Linked DNA regions of Homo sapiens: region 1 is linked to region 2. The links are chromatin loops, found by intact Hi-C in ENCODE. Cell type or tissue: spleen. All regions are shown on one strand. Each heading gives the region's core, and the rest is flanking DNA. Links, peaks and the distances in the headings are about the cores only. Region 1 overlaps APBB1IP (amyloid beta precursor protein binding family B member 1 interacting protein). Region 2 has its middle 34 kb from the start of APBB1IP.

Evidence for each region. A loop is a pair of places that touch in the nucleus more often than their neighbours do. Peaks named below come from ENCODE experiments on the same cell type or tissue, not always from the same donor. Only the 100,000 strongest peaks of a DNase experiment are listed, where the experiment ranks them.
Region 1: a loop joins it to region 2, with 2.0 times the contacts of the local background. A loop is called at or near these places in 1 of 110 quality-filtered maps.

What each region holds. Positions count from the first base shown.
Region 1 is chr10:26,521,843-26,530,184 of GRCh38, reverse strand. The region is part of intron 8 of APBB1IP (amyloid beta precursor protein binding family B member 1 interacting protein); the gene reads right to left. Among named protein-coding and RNA genes, the nearest start is that of LINC03028, 53 kb to the left of the region's middle. RefSeq lists a silencer at 671-720. In spleen, for the core only: no CTCF peak of the experiment used is centred there; no DNase peak of the experiment used is centred there; H3K27ac peaks cover 4,892 bases.
Region 2 is chr10:26,400,402-26,408,743 of GRCh38, reverse strand. No RefSeq gene overlaps it. Among named protein-coding and RNA genes, the nearest start is that of APBB1IP, 34 kb to the left of the region's middle. In spleen, for the core only: no CTCF peak of the experiment used is centred there; no DNase peak of the experiment used is centred there.

The sequences.
Region 1 (8,342 bases), core at 299-8,298, 120 kb before region 2:
ACAGCAATGTGAATGTACTTAATACCACAGAAGGGTACACTTAAAAATGGTTAAGATGATAAGTCCTATGTTACATATATTTTTCCACAATAACAAAAGATGTGACCCAATATGAGTTCGCCCATTCATACAAGAGTGATTTCAAGGTGCTGCTAGAAAGCAAACCTTGGCTTAGGAAGGCCAGATATTTGAATCACGTATGATGAACTGGAAGCATGAACAGAGAGCATAATGAAGACTCCAAACCCGGGTGCGGTGGCTCACGCCTGTAATCCCAGTACTTTGGGTGGCCAAGGTGGGTGAATCACCTGAGGTCAGCAGTTCGAGACCAGCCTGGCTAACATGGCAAAACCCTGTCTCTACTAAAAATACAAAAATTAATTGGGTTTGGTGGTGGGCGCCTGTAATCCCAGCTACTAGGGAGGCTGAGGCAGAAGAATCACTTGAGACTGGGAAGTGGAGGTTACAGTGAGCTGAGATCATCCCACCGCACTCCAGCTTGGGTGACAAAGCAAGACTCCATCTCAGGAAAAAGGAAAAATTAAAAGAAAAAAAAAGACTCCAGAGCAAGTGTTTGTCATCATCCTTATCTGGGAAAGACAGAGCATCTGTCACCCTCTGCAGGGAAGAACCTGTCTAAACTGTGAAGGGCCACATTTCACCAGGGTGCCCTAAAGAGGCAGGATGTATAGCTGTACCTTTCTCTGAGAACTTTCTCTGACATACTTCTGACTTTTTCAGCTTCAGAATATCCTTCTAAGTGACCATGCTACACTGTTTTTGTTTTTTCTTTTAATGAAATAGCAAAAAACACAAAGCAAATCTGTGCTGGAGGAGGGCAGTCCTTAGAATAAGAATAATTCTTAGAATAATAAGACTGATTGCTTTCGGATCGGAACTTCCACCTGCGGTGTGGGCGCCCACTCAATGCGGGCTGTTCTGTAGAAGTAGTGAGCAGAACTCAACGTTTAGTCATTATATCCTGCAAATGGAAACTGGGTAAACCTGAGTCGAATAATAAAGGAACTTTAAAATGGGAAATGAGACTCTTGGTCATAGCTTGCTCTCTTTTCTCACAGCTTCTGGGAGTGCAACATTTGGGGACAGCTGGATAGGAAAGAAACAGCAAATACTTTTTAAAAATCTTCTTGGAATAAAGAGTAAATCAAGCAAACAGTTATCAGTTCGTGAAGAAATATTTGTGAGTACCCTTTATACATGTAAAACATCCCTGTTCTTTCTTTGGGGAGGGACATATCTCACTCTGTCACCTATGCTGGAGTGCAGTGGCGTGATCATGGTTCACTGCAACCTCCGCCTCCCAGGTTCAAGCAATTCTCCCACCTCAGCCTTGCAAGTAGCTGGGGCTACAGGCACATGCCACCATGGTCAGCTAATTTTTAAATTTTTTGTAGAGATGGGGTCTTGCTATGTTGCCCAGGCTGGTTTGAAACTCCTGAGTTCAAGGGATTCACCTGCCTCGGCCTCCCAAAGTGCTGGGATTACAGGCGTGAGCCACCATGCCTGGCCTCAAATCCCTGTTCTTAAGAAGGTTGCTATCACATGGAGAAGATAAATACAGATCGATCATAGTGAGATGGACAGATGACTCTATATCTGTCAATGGGGAAGATATAAGAGACTACAAAAATTCAAAATGAGCCACAGTCTAGAGATTTTCAGGAAGGAAGAAATTACTATGGACTGCGATGGTCAAGAAAAACTTTACAGAGGGGGTCAAAGTTTGAACGAGGCCTTGAAAGCTGTTCAATGTTCTGGTAGGGAAAAAAAGAATAAGAATAGATTTCCAGGGAGGAGAACAAGCATGCACAAAGGCACAGAGGTGTCTTTGGAGCACTAGTGAGCAGCCAGTCAGGCTAGAGCTATGGGGTTAATGCAGTTCACTGAGTGAAGATCAGACCATCGCTCCCAGTTCTCTGCTCGCTGTCAGGTGACTGGGCAGTAACTTCCCCCAGAATGGGTGAAGCTTATTTCCTTGCTTCACTTACGTTGGGTTTGGCCATGTGACTTGCTTTGACCAAAAGAATGTGGCAGATGGGACGATGCATGGATTCTAAGCAGAGAGCTTGAGGTGCAGAGTGTGTTTCTGTCATTTGCCTGTACTCTTCCCATTGACCGTGGGAAGAATATGTCAGAGTTCTGTGCTATCCAGGGACAATAAGAGAGGCGTGGGGCCAGGCGCAGCGGCTCATGTTTGTAATCCCAGCATTTTGAGAGGCCAAGGCTGTTGGATCACCTGAGGTCAGGAGTTCGAGACCAGCCTGGCCAAGATGGTGAAACCCCATCTCTACTAAATATACAAAATTAGCCGGGCCTGGTGGCACATGCCTGTAATCTCAGCTACTTGGGAGGCTGAGGCAGCAGAATCGCTTGAACCCGGGAGGCAGAGGTTGCAGTGAGCCGAGATCGTGCCATTGCACTCCAGCCTGGGCCACAGGAGCAAAACTCCATCTCAAAAAAAAAAAAAAAAAAAAAAAAGACATGGACCTACCTAAATCTAAGTCTAAGTCATACTCTGGAGCTAAGGACAGGGAGCCTGCAGACCCTGGAGAGAGGAAATGTCTGTTTCTGCAAACCAGTGGGATTCTGAGATAGTATTTTTTTCTTTTTTTTTTTTTTTTGAGACAAGGTATTGCTCTGTTGCCCAGGCTGGAGTGCAGTGGATCATAGCTCACTGCAGCCTTGAACTCCTGAGCTCAAATGATCCTCCCACCTCAGCCTCTTGAGTAGCTGGGACCACAAGTGCATGCCATCACACCCAGCTAATTGTTTGATTTTTGCAGAAACTGGGATCTCACTATGTTTTCCAGGCTGGTCTTGAATTCCAGATTTCAAGTGATCCTCCTGCTCTGCCTCCCAAAGTGTTGGGATTACAGGTGTGAGCCACCATGCCTGGCCTCTAAGGTTGCCTTTCATGCATCAATACACTGACTAATCACACACGCCCACACTGGCTGGTGAGAGGATCCAGGGCACCGAAGTCATGGGTAGACCTTCCTTTAACACATTAGCCCATGCTGGGGACCATAAAGGTGATTACTGTATAACTTTCCTTCTAACCACACCTGGTCCTGGATGGTCAGAGACTGCCCTTGGTGGGCTGAGGGAGGCTGGAAGGGAATGGAAGAATGATGCCACAAGGTATTAATACTTTTCTCCCACAATAGCTGCCAGGCTGTGGCTGAGACACTTCTACACCTGGGCAAAGAAGTTGTGTTTCTGTCTCTGCTCCTCACTCATGCAGCCACCAGTAGAGTATAATCATCATCAAATTTCAGTTAAGAAACAGAATAATCTGTGGAATAAAAGTTGCCTAAAATATCAATAGTGATTATTGTTAAAGAGTGAGATTATGGGTGATTTAGATTTCCTTCCTTATATTTTTCTGAATTTTCCAACTTTTCCTTTTATGATAAATTGATATTATTATTATTATTATTATTTTGAGACAGAGTCTCACTCTGTTGCCCAGGCTGGAGTGCAATGGTGTGGTCTCGGCTCACCGCAACTTCCGCCTCCCGGGTTCAAGCGATTCTCCTGCCTCAGCCTCCCGAGTAGCTGGGACTACAGGCACACGCCGCCATGCACGACTTGTTTTTGTATTTTTAGTAGAGACAGGGTTTCACCATGTTGGCCAGGATGGTCTTGATCTCCTGACTTCGTGATCTGCCTGCCTCGGCCTCCCAAAGTGCTGGGATTACAGGCGTGAGCCACCATGCCTGGCCAGATATTATTTTTAAGTTAGCAAAAGAAAGTTATTAGAATAAATAAAAAGTAGCACAGTAAGGAACTTATCTGAGGAAATTACTTGAGGCACAATCTTACATGAACTTACTTTACCTCATGTAAGTTTGCGCCTTACGTGAACTGACTTTACCTTATGTAAGGTTGTGCCTTACATGAACTGACTTTACCAATTCCTTTTCTGAAAAAGAGATTCTTAGGGCTTCTAGCAATAAGAATGGCTTACGTTAATACCAGAATGATTTTCCATGTTCATACTCAGTCCTCAATTCTCAGATCTCTATTTTGGTTTCAGGTGACAGGGTTTAGGACACGCTATCCCAAACTATGGCACCTTGTCATTTGAGAAAACAGCAGAAGCAGGAAGGTCCCTCTCACCTTTTCCTGTCCTTCTCTGAAGCAGGTCTTAAAAGAATCCTCTGACCTTTCTCTAAAGTAAGTCACAGGATCCTTGTGAGACAGGCGCCCACCCTATACCCAGAGGAAAGGAATGTCCCTGTCTCTGAAGACACAGGGACCCAGAGAAGAATTGGAACAGGCCTTGCCAAGTTTCCCTCAGTTTATTTCCATTAGATCATACAGTTTTGTCCTGCAATCACACTTCTGCACGACTGTCCACAAAAATACCCACTTCTTCCTGTTTCTTCAGATCTTCATTTCTGAAAGCTCCTGTGTTACTTACATTAAATAAATTTCTGTGCTTTTTTTGTTGTTGGTAATCTGTCTTTTGCAATAGCGACCTCAGCCATAAACCTAGCAATGGGTTAGAAAACAGCTCTTTCTCCCCTACACAGGCAATGTCACTGATTTTTGTACAGTAGGCTTCTAAACTAAAGCTGCCTTTATGAGGATAATACTGTTCTACTGCCCCGGCCCACTTTCCCAAAAGAGACCACATCCCCTGTGCAAGAGAGTCTCTGTAGGGGAGAAAAAGTCTTACCTTTTCCTCACCCATTGCAGAGGTCATGGCTGATACCCCTAGAACAAGAGAGAGAGTAACAAGAGAAAAGCAACACAAATTCATCTAACCAAAGTTTTACGTGACATTGGAGCCTTCAGAAATCAAGACCCAAAGAAGCAAATTATGTATTTTTATGCTAAGTAGAAGACTGAACTCTGAGCTTTCTTTTTTTCTTTTTTAGACAGATCTCACTCTGTCACCCAGGCTGGAGTGCAATGGCATGATCACGGCCCACTGCAGCCTCGACCTTCTAGGCTCAAGTGATCCTCCCACCTTAGCATCTTGAGTGGCTGGGACTACAGGGATGTGTCACCCCGCCCAGCTAATTTTTAATTTTTTTATAGAGATGAGGTCTCACATGTTGCCCAGTCTGGTCTCAAACTCCTGGGCTCAAGTGATCCTCCTACCTCCTAAAGTGCTGGGATTACAGGTGTGAGCCACTGTGCCTGACTTTTTTTTCTCTTGCCAGGATTCCTTTTTTTATAAAAAAAAAAAAAAAAAAAGAAAGAAAGAAAGAGAAAGAAAAAGAAAGAAATGCATAGATTATATGCAATCTTGCCCAAATTCCTTCCTAAGGGCCAGGGGAGTCATAACCTATAAACCACAAAATCTCGTGAGACAGGTTTTTAATTAACCCTGTAGAGTGTAGCTTACTTTCCAACCTGATTCTGTTATAGTATCACATAAGAGACAGCAGACCTCCTTATCTTCACTTAGGCATTCCTTTCTGTTGACTTCAAGTCTTTAGATAAAGCTCAGTTCTTTCAACCAATTGCTAACTCAAGAATCCCTAAAATCCACCTATGACATGTAAGTCTCTGCTTTGAGATGCCCTGCCTTTTTGGGAACCAATGCATACCTTCCACATATTGATTTATGATTTTACCTGCAATTCCTGTCTCCCTGAAATATATAAAACCAAACTGCAAGCCAACTGCCAGGGGCATACTTTTTCAGGACCTCCTGAGACTGTGTAATTTGAGCTCAATCACTCGTATTGGCTCAGAATAACCCTCTTTAAATATTTTGTCATAATTTGTTGTTGTTTTTTTTTCATCATCAATCTGATGAAAGAAGTGGGTAATTACGGAGAAACATGATCTAATGGCAATAAACTGGGGGAGCTCAGCAAGGCCTGTTTATTTTGATTTGTTTCTGTGTCTCTGTGTGACACTCTTTACCCCCCGGGTATGGGGCAGGACGCTTGCCACAGGAGGACCTTCCAGGGGCAAAGGGAGGAGGTCAGAGAGTGATCTTTCTAGGTTTCGTGGCTTGCTTTGGGGAGAAGAAGTTGAGTTTCTATAATCTGCTTCAGGGGATAAATGCGGGAAGGAGAAAGGAGGGTGGGAGAAGGTCACAGAGATCGTCTGGCTTCTTAGAAGGTCCTTCTAATCTCCTTCGGTTTAAAGTACTCAGCATGCCACGGTGCCATAGTTTAGGGGCACTGTGTTCTGAGTGCTGGCATCCACCTAGGGCCTATTGACTGTTGAAGATGAGAAATGATGACATAAATTATTATTTCATAATAGGCACAATGGCTTTGTAAAGCAGAGGACAGTTAACCATGGGGAAGCCTGAGCCACTCATAGTGAGCCACCATTCAAGGCCAGGGTCTTTCTTTTTTTAAGAAATTTATTTATATTTTATTTTTTTTTAAAGAAATGAGGTCTCCTGTGTTTCCAGGCTGGTGTTGAACTCCTAGCCTCAAGTGATCCTCCCACCTTGGCCTCCCAAAATGCTGAGACTGCAGATGTGAGCCACTGTGGCTGGCCTTGGCCAAGGGTCTTTCAACTGTGTCCCCCCGCCCCTCCATGTCCTATAATTACATGAAGCCCCTCCAAGAGCATGCTGTGCAAATTGTCACATCCTCAGTCTTGAAGTGTACCATTTTCTAAAGTGGACCTGCCTGAGAATGGACGGCCCCTTTCACAGTTGCCTTTTTGCATGTTAGAAAGGAAAATCTCACCTGCACCCACACAGAATCTTACTGCCCCAGGGTAAGGCTCAAAGGCCCTAAACAAAAGGACAACTTGAAACACCAGTGCAGAGAAAGAAGAAGACTCATCACAAATCCTTTTGGAAGTCATGTGGATTCTAATTCTTTGCTTTCAACATAATAGAAGGTACCTAATTATCTGGTCAGCTAATGGATGAAAAGAACCATCATTGATCCTCCTGTGGCTTTTGGCTAGTACCTTGGAAGGAGTTCAAAGAATTGAATGGCATTCTTCTGTTCCCATCTACTTATTTATGTGAACAAGGTTTCTCAATATAGAAAGTACTCAACATCTGTAAAAATGAAAAACTGGAATGTAATTGATACGGAAATTCATCCTTTGATCCTGGAATTAACCAGGGGGAAAATGGCTCCACCTAATCTATTTCTAACATTAAGAGATGTCCCCTCCCCATTGTTTTTTTCTTGGTTTTTTTTTTTTTTTTTTTTTTGGAGATGGAGTTTCATTTCACTCTTGTCACCCAGGCTGGAGTGCAATGGCACGATGTTGGCTCACTGCAACCTCCACCTCCCGGGTTCAAGCGATTCTCCTGCCTCAGCCTCCCGAGTAGCTGGGATTACAGGTGTGTGCCACCATGCCCAGCTAATTTTTTTTTGTATTATTAGTAGAGACAAGGTTTCATCATGTTGGCCAGGCTAGTCTTGAACTCCTGACCTCAGGTGATCCAAAGTACTGGGATTACAGGTGTGAGCCACTGTGCCTGGCCTCCCATTTTTGCTTTTTATATTTAATTAATATCAACATTTATAATAAAAAAAGGTTTCCATGTTGTTTTGGTCAACTGTGATTTTTTAACCCTTAAGTGTCCTATGGTGACAGAAAAGAAAAGCTCACCCATCAATTTGTAAACATAATTAGTTGAAGAGGAGTATGGGACAGAGAATAATAAAAGACTTTTCAGCATATCAATATATTACAATAGGATAAATCTTTGTGGAGAAAATGAAATGAGAACAGTTCAAAGGGAAAAAAAAGGAACAATATAAAATGTCCCAAATGTTGAAAAAAGCTTACTGTACATCACCAAAAGTGAAGATTAATGTCAATTATGGACTTTGGGTGATAATAACGTGTCAATGTAGATTCATCAACTGTGACAAATGTGCCATGCTGGTGGAGGGTGTTGATAGTGGGGGAAGCTGTGTGTGTGTGAAGGCACGGGATATATAGGCACTCTTTCTATTTCTGTCCAATTTGACTGTGAATCTAACTGTTCTGAAAAGAAAGTCTATAAAAAAAATAAAAACTTATTCATGTGCTTCTTAAAAAGATGATGGTGGGAATCAAATTGTCATGGAACTGTATTTAGATTCCGTTGAATAGTTTTTTTAAACTGTCAACATTCAAAATATGTTGGACATGGCATTCTTCGTATCTATTTAAACTTGTAGGCTGGGTGCAGTGGCTCATGCCTGTAATATCAGCACTTTGGGAGGCCGAGGTGGGCAGATTACATGAGGTCAGGAGTTCAAGACCAGTCTGGCCAACATGGTGAAACCCCATTTCTACTAAAAATACAAAAATTAGCTGGGCATGGTGGCGCATGCCTGTAATCCCAGCTACTCAGGAGACTGAGGCAGGAGAATCGCTTGAACCTG
Region 2 (8,342 bases), core at 264-8,263:
ATCAGAAATCACTCTTGTCCTGCTCCCTCACTCCTCTCTTTCTGGGATCCAGATTGCATGTATATTAAAAGTTTTTACTGTGTCAAATGTGTCTCTGGCTCTTTTCTATAGTTTTAAATTCTTTTTTACCTTCCTATGCTTTGATCTTCTGATCTACCTCTTCACTCATCCTTTCAGCTCTGTAATCTACTGTTAAACCCAATTGATTTTGTTCATAATTCCAGTTCTATAATTCATTTAAAAACTTAGGTCCATTTTAATAGAGGGTATAGAAATTCATAACTCAAACAATTCATAAAAGCTATTACATACATACTATAAGTTGCACCAAGAGTGCAATAATATAAATCCCGTGGTCTGCAGATAAGAGATACTGCACAAACTGTTAAGATTGACTTTTATATTTTCCCCTCCTTTCTCTTGTCTTTTTTAAAGATCAGTTTCCAGTTCTCTACTGAGTTTCTTCATCATGCCATCTCATTTCTTGAACATATTAATCATAATTATTTTAAAACCTGTGTCTGATGCCCCCGATATCTGTAATTTCCTGTGGGTCTGTTTAATGCTCATAATTTTGGGGGGCATGTGGTCTTATTTATGGTATGAGAGGTAATTGATTGAATGGTGGGCATTGCAAAAAAAAAAAAAAAACAGCTGTAGATATCATTAGAGCCTTTAGATGATGTCATAGTCCTTTGAGTTCTGATTTATTTCTAACCCACTCCCGGATGCAGTCCTTTAGGAATCTTGGGGGGGTCCCACTGAAAAAGCTGAAATATCCCTTTAAATCTCTCTTGTTTGCTGGGTTCTCACTTTAATTTGGTCTCCCATCTCAGTAAGAGTGTCAGTTCCTCAGTTTCTGACCTAATTGCAGTTTGTTAATCAGCAAATCCCTCAAGAGGAATAATTGCTTGAATATGGAATTCTATACATCCCTTCTTTCTGCAATCTTGCATTCTCAAGTGCTTGTTACTTTTGTACCTTCTCTGTGCCTTCTATGTCTGTAAGAGGTTTCAAAAATATTTTGTTTGCTTTCTACTAGTTGTCAAGGGAAGGGTTGCTAGTGAGCCATTACTAAAAACATCAATTAGAATGTTTGACTTGCAAGGACCTTTGATGATGACTAACTGATCATGGGATCCCTTTAGACTCTATTCCTCCAGGCCTGGGCCCTCTGCTCTCTTCAGTCTGTCTTCTCATGCGTGACTCACTGTGGACAGGCACACAGAGGGAAGATGTAAAGGGAGCATGGAAGGCAGCTAAGCTTGGCCTCCAGGCTCCTGCCTTCCACATATTCAGCTGGCGCAATAGCCCAACATTAAGAAATTTTAAAACATCAGGAAAATGAATGAAAAGAAAGTAGGATGATGGAAAGGGATAGTTGAAATTAATAAAAATAAATATTTTTCAGAAAATGTAAATTACAACAAATACTTGTTTCTTAATTTACTTTCAGTTAATAATTTATTCTTTTTAGAGACAGAGTCTTGCTATGTTGCATAGGCTGGAATGGAGTGGCTACTCACAGATGTGATTATAACACACTACAGGCTCTAACTCCCGGGCTCAAGTGATCCTCCTGCCTCAGACTCCCAAGTAGCTGGGACAACAGGCTTTTACTTTTTTAAAAAGCAACCAAAACCCTCAAACAAATAAAAATAAAACCTTGACAATCCTGATTAAGGAAAAAAAGAGACAAAAGAGAATAATATTTGAAATGAGATTTGGAAGAAATTAAGTAAGTACATAAGAATATAATAAATAATTCCATAAAATACTTCTGGAAATTGAAAGAAAATGGATTACCAATATATTAACTCTTAAAATTACTCCATGAGGGTGCAGAAAACATTAAAAGGTTATTTGCCATGGATGATACTGGAAATGCTGACTTCTATATTTAACAAAAAGGTTCAGACTCAAATGCTGTTATAACTGAATTAACTCAAACTTCTAAAAAATAGGCTATTCCTATGTTAATCCACCCTAATCCATAGAAATCATGGAGATGTCTCTAATGCAGTTCACCTTAGAATAATTTCAATATCAAACTCTGAAAAGATAGTATAAAAGATACAAGAAGTACAAATGAATTTCTATTTTGTCTAGATATAAAATAATAAAATATTGAAAATCAAATCTAGCTGTATATTGAAAGAAGACTGTATCATGCTCAGAAGAATTCATCCCAGCAATGCATGGATGGTTTAGTGTTAGAAGACCTAGTAACATAATTCCGTATATCAATGCAGGAAAAGACAAGTACGTGTTTTTAGCTCCAAATCTCATAAATTCATTTAATAAAACACAGCTGTCATTCCTAGCATAAATTTTATAAATTTTTAGTAATGTAGGAATGGAAATACATTGCTTAAACATAATAAAATAAAATCACAAAACCCAATTGACAAATGATACTAAATTGTGTAATGCTGCAGCCATTTTAAATTTAAGAATAAGACAGATATGCCCACTCCTAGTGCAACTAGTCAATATTGTTCTTGAAGTTATAACACAGTAATCATTATAGTTAATATAATAATAAATATAAAATACACAAAAACAGTAACTCAATAGTTAGTATGAATGTGAAAGAGGCAAAATTATACATGCAAATAGTATAAGCAGTAAACTTAAGAAACATCTAGAATTAATAACATTATTTGGTGAGGTAGCTGGATGTAAGGTAACTATTCAAAGCCCGGTAGTTTTTTCCTTCTGGTAATAAACAGCTACAAATAGACTTGAAAATAGAATACATTTTTTTTTTTCATAATTGTATCCAAAAAGTTAACAAAAAAGGCACAGGACCTTTATTTAAAAAAAACTATAATACCTTCTTGATAAATAATAAGGAACAAGTGAAACGGGCTAGATGGGAAGACATGGTATCATAAATAGGTCAATACTTCAAAATTACTAAAATTCCAATTAGAATGTAACTTTTTGGTAATAAACTGGATAAAAATAATTACAAAATTAGTACTGAAGCATAGATATCCAAAATAATCTAAGAACATAATGAAAAAAGGAAAAATACTAGTAAGTAAAAACCTGGCTTATCAGTTATTAAAGCTTGCCTAAGATTTTAATTGGTGACAGAAATAAAGTGGTTAGTGGAAGAGTCTAAAGAATCCAGAAACAGATCTAAATATATATGATACTTTAACCCATGGCAAAAATGGTGTTATAGTTTGAATGTGTCTCCCAAAGATTCCTGTGTTGGAAACTTAATCCCCCTGCCCTCATGTAGAGATTAATGCTGCTGTCACAGTAGTGGGTTCATTATTGCAGGAGTGGCTTTCGTATGAAAGCGAGCACTCTCTGACTCTCTTGCTTCTGCCCTCTTGCCATGTGACACTCTCTGCTCTGCTATGATGCAGCAGGAAAGTCCTCACCAGGTATCTGAGCCATGCTCTTAAACTTCCCAGTCTCCAGAAACATGATGAAATAAATTTTCCTAGAAAATCAGTCTATGGTCTTCTGTTACAGCAATAGAAAACAGACTTAAGATAGAAGGCATTTTCACTCTATCTATACATTAGATAAATAGATAGATAGATAGATGATAGATGAATATAGGTAGATGTATATATTTAAATATATATCAAATTAATATAACATTATATATATATCTGGGGAGATAAATGATAAGAAACTCAAAGCTAGAGCCCTTTCTCATACTATATACAAAAATAACAAATATTTAATATCAGAAAACAACAAATGATTAGAATAAAAATTTGGAGAGCAAATTTTCAATGGTGAAATGCTCCCAAACAAACCAGTAAACTCAGTAATCAGAAAGATATATTTGTTTTGTTACATAAATACTTTTAAAAATTCATGGCAAACACATGAACAAACAGTAAATAAAAATACTAAGAAATGGGAAATATATTTTCAACAGATATGACAGACAAAACTATTAATATTCACAATAGAAATAATTTCTCTAAATCAGTAAGAGAAAACACATAAGAAAAAGGGCAAAAGTGATTCATAGAAGATACAATGTAAATATCCAATAAACATATAAAAAGACACTCAAACTTTCTAGAAGTCAAGTAAGTAAAATTAAACCAGGAGAATAATTTTTTTTTTTTTTTTTTTTTTTTACTTTAAGTTCTGGGATACAAGTGCAGAACATGCAGGCTTGTTACATAGGTATACGTGTGCCATGGTGGTTTGCTGCACCTATCAACCTGTCATCTAAGTGTTAAGCCCCACATGCTTGAGCTATTTGTCCTATTTCTCTCCCTCCCCTCGCCCCCCACCCCTTGACTGGTGCTGGTGTGTGTTGTTCCCCTCCCTGTGTCCATGTGTTCTAATTTTTCAACTCCCACTTATGAGTGAGAACATGCAGTGTTTGGTTTTCTGTTCCTGTTTTAGTTTGCTGGGGATGATGGCTTCCACCTTCATCCATGTCCCTGCAAAGGACATGGTCTCATTCCTTTTTATGGCTGCATAGTATTCCATGGTGTAAATGTGCCACATTTTCTTTATTTAGTCTATCATTGATGGGCATTTGGGTTGATTCCATGTCTCTGCTAATGTAAATAGTGCTGCAATAAACATATGCGTGCATGTGTCTTTATAGTAGAATGATTTATATTCCTTTGGGTATATACTCAGTAATGGGATTGCTGGGTCAAATGGTCTGTTTCTAGATCCTTCAGGAATCACCACACTGTCTTCCACAATGGTTGAACTAATTTACATTCCCACCAAAAATATAAAAGCATTCCTATTTCTCTAGAAAATACATTTTTCATCATCAAATTGACAGACGAAAAAACAAAAAAGAAATGAAGTGGGGAGAGATCCCATTTTGTGCTGTCAGGAGTACGGGGAGGCAGGTGCTCTCTTACCTGGCTTCTGACAGCAGTGAATTGCTGCATCCTTGCTGAATGTAATCTGAACATCTCTATGAAATAAAAAAAAATCTATTCTCTTTGGCACAGGAATTTTAGTTTAGAAATCTTTCCTGTGAAAATAACAGCAGTGTTATGAAAAACCATATGTTCCAGGATATTTATTACAGCTTTGCTTGTCATGGCAAGAAAACTGAAAATGATTAAGCTGTCTATCAATTAGTGAATGGCTGAATTAGAATAATGTTAATATGCCAAAGACAAATCCCTTCATAAAAAGATACTAATAGGGATCCATGTCATGTGACCTTGCTAGTGCAACAGAGATTGTTCCGGGGTGGAAATGCCCTGACTGTAGATCTAGGTTTTTTTTATTTATTTATTTTATTTTTTATCTTTTTACTTTTATTTTACTTTAAAGTTCTGGGATACATGTGCAGAATGTGCACTTTGTCACATAGCACCTTGTGCCATGGTGGTTTGCTGCACCTATGAACCTGTCATCTAGGTTTTAAGCCCCACATGCATTAGGTATTTGTCCTAATGCTTTCCCTCCCCTTGCCCCCCACCACCCCCGACAGGCCCGGGTGTGTGGGTGTGTGATGTTCCCCTCCCAATGTCCATGTATTCTCATTTTTCAACTCTCACTTATGAGTGAGAAAATGTGGTGTTTGTTTTTCTGTTTCTGTGTTAGTTTGCTGAGAATGATGGCTTCCAGCTTCATCCATGCCCCTGCAAAGGACATGAATTCATTCTTTTTTATGGCTGCATCGTATTCCATGGTGTAATGTGCCACATTTTCTTTATCCAGTCTATCATTTGTGGGCATTTGGGTTGGTTCCAAGTCTTTGCTATTGTAAATAGTGCTGCAATAAACATACGTGTTCATGTGTCTTTATAGCAGAATGATTTATAATCCTTTGGAAATACACCCTGTAATGGGATTGCTGGGTCAAAAGGTATTTCTGGTTCTAGATCCTACAAAGTCTAGTTCTTTACTTTGAGTTCTCTAGACATGATTGTATTTAAATGTTTGAGTTAATCATGATCTGTTCTGCCTTGCTTAGGTATGCAGTTTGGAAATTCTTTGTGATAGAGGGAGCCTTGAGTAGCTATGCAGTTAAATTATCCTGGAGTTTTGCACAGGCTAAACAGAGGTGGTTTATCTCTATAATACATTTGTATGTATTCAGATATAATTTATATACTGACATGCATCTATATATCACAATATATTTGATATAGACATGATATAGACATCATATATATACATATATATGATACATATTGGCAAAGGTGGGGAATGTCCATTGTTATGGTTAACTATGAAAAGCAAACTGCTGAGAAATATCTATAACATGATCCCACTGTTGTCAGAACAGATACATGCCCCATATACATGTCTCCATATATTTGCATTTGTTCATATGAGTTTGAAGGAATTTGCCAAGAAATTCCCACTTGCTTCTTAACATTGATTTCCTCAGAGCAATGGGCCTATAGCTGGATAATATCAGAGATATTATGACTTCTTTTCTTTATATATCTCGGATGTTCCCCTGTTATAATGTGCATGTATTATTTTAACTCATTTTTTCATAAGATTCATTAAAAGGCTAGTTTATTTGCTCATTGAGGGAGGACAGGAGGAAGGAATTTGAGATTTTGAGAAGCATGTTGGGAGACTGCAAAAAGCCAGGGAGCAATTTGAGTAGGAAACGTGAGGAATTTTGAGGACACATTGAGGGACCATTTGAGGATGGGGATCATGAATTAATGGAGACTACCAAGAAACCCTGGCATGGGACTCTCTCTAGCAAGGCTTTCCTGAGCCGTGGAGAAAGCAGCACCTTACAAACCCCAAATGGGACTACAAAAAGACACTGGGACAAGAGATTTAAAGCTTTTTTTTTTTTTTTTAACATCTTACTGAAATGAATGACCATTAGCTCTAAACTGATTTAGTATAAAAAGGAAGGAAAGAGGCCAACAATTTGGAGAAACCAGAGCAGTCAATGGATTGGTTTCAGTGAGACTGAAGAATAGTGGAAAAAGTTGAACATATATGTTTTAGGTTATGTTCATGGGTAGGGGTAATATTAAAAATATTTAATGACTGTAAAAAAAAAAGGTGCTGACCAATCAGAATGATGTCTGGATCATCGGAAGTTGGAATGATGCCTGGTCTATTGGCGCAGAGCACTCAGTTTGCCACACAGGGGGGTGCAGCCTGAATTGCACACCTCATACGGGATGGGCAGGAGAGGAGGAGTCGAGATAATGATCATTAGAGGTAAGGAGATCAAGGAACTGAGGGATCAGGATTTTGTCTGGATTGTCCTTGTGGACACTGAGGTCACATCACATGACAGCAGGAAATGAGATGTAAAGCAACTGTGAGCCAGTCGTCCAAACCTTCAATGAGTGAGTGGGATGGGCTGGAGGCTGGCTGGTGGATGACAGTGGCAAGGAGGGGAAAAAATGGCAGAGCCTTGTGCAGAGTTGTGTGAGGTAGGAGAGAACGGGTAGCCATGGTTGGGCAGGCTGCAAGACCAGCCAGGTTGTAGGTAAGGCTAAGAGGTGAATGCTTCCAAGGAATTTATACTCTAGTAAGGGAGACAGATGAGAAGGCGATAATAATATGGTATGTTAAGTGTAGGAGTGTAGGATGCTATGAGAGCATACAAGAGTAACTTATAGGCAGGGTGCAGTGGCTCATGCCTGTAATCCCAGCACTTTGGGAGGCCAAGGCGGGCAGATCACGAGGCCAGGAGATCGAGACCATGCTGGCTAACACGGTGAAACCCCATCTCTACTAAAAATACAAAAAATTAGCTGGGCATGATGGCATGCGCTTGTAGTCCCAGCTACTTGGGAGGCTGAGGCAGGAGAATGGCTTGAACACAGGAGGCAGAGGTAGCAGTGAGCTGAGATCACACCACTGCAGTCCAGCCTGGGTGACAGAGTGAGACTCCGTCTCACAAAAAAAAAAAAAAAAAAAAAAAAAAAGAGTAACTTATAACCAAATCTTAGGTGCTTCTGAATGAATGAGGTGTGAAAAATGAAACTAATAAAATATTATAATAAAATATACCTATAAAGTAATAATAATCACAATGATAGCTTAACACTTATTGAGGGCTTAGCATGTGCCTCACCAGGTACTGGGCTGTTTTTTTTTTCCTTAATTCTTATCCCTATCAGATAATACAATTATTCCTCCTCAATTCACAGACAAGGAAACAGAGAAATCAAGTGCCTTCCTCAATAGTACAGTGGTGTAGTGCTCGCTAAGATGCCCAGGTCCCCAGCAGGTTGGAGTGCTGCCAGCGAATAGCCAGCAACCAGAAGCTCTTTCTGGAAATTGCCCTCATCTGTAGAGAGGTGTCTGGCCTATGATCACCACCCACTTCAGAGCACTGGCTACATCCAATAACTGGTCCACATGTGAGCAGAAAGTTCTGGCCC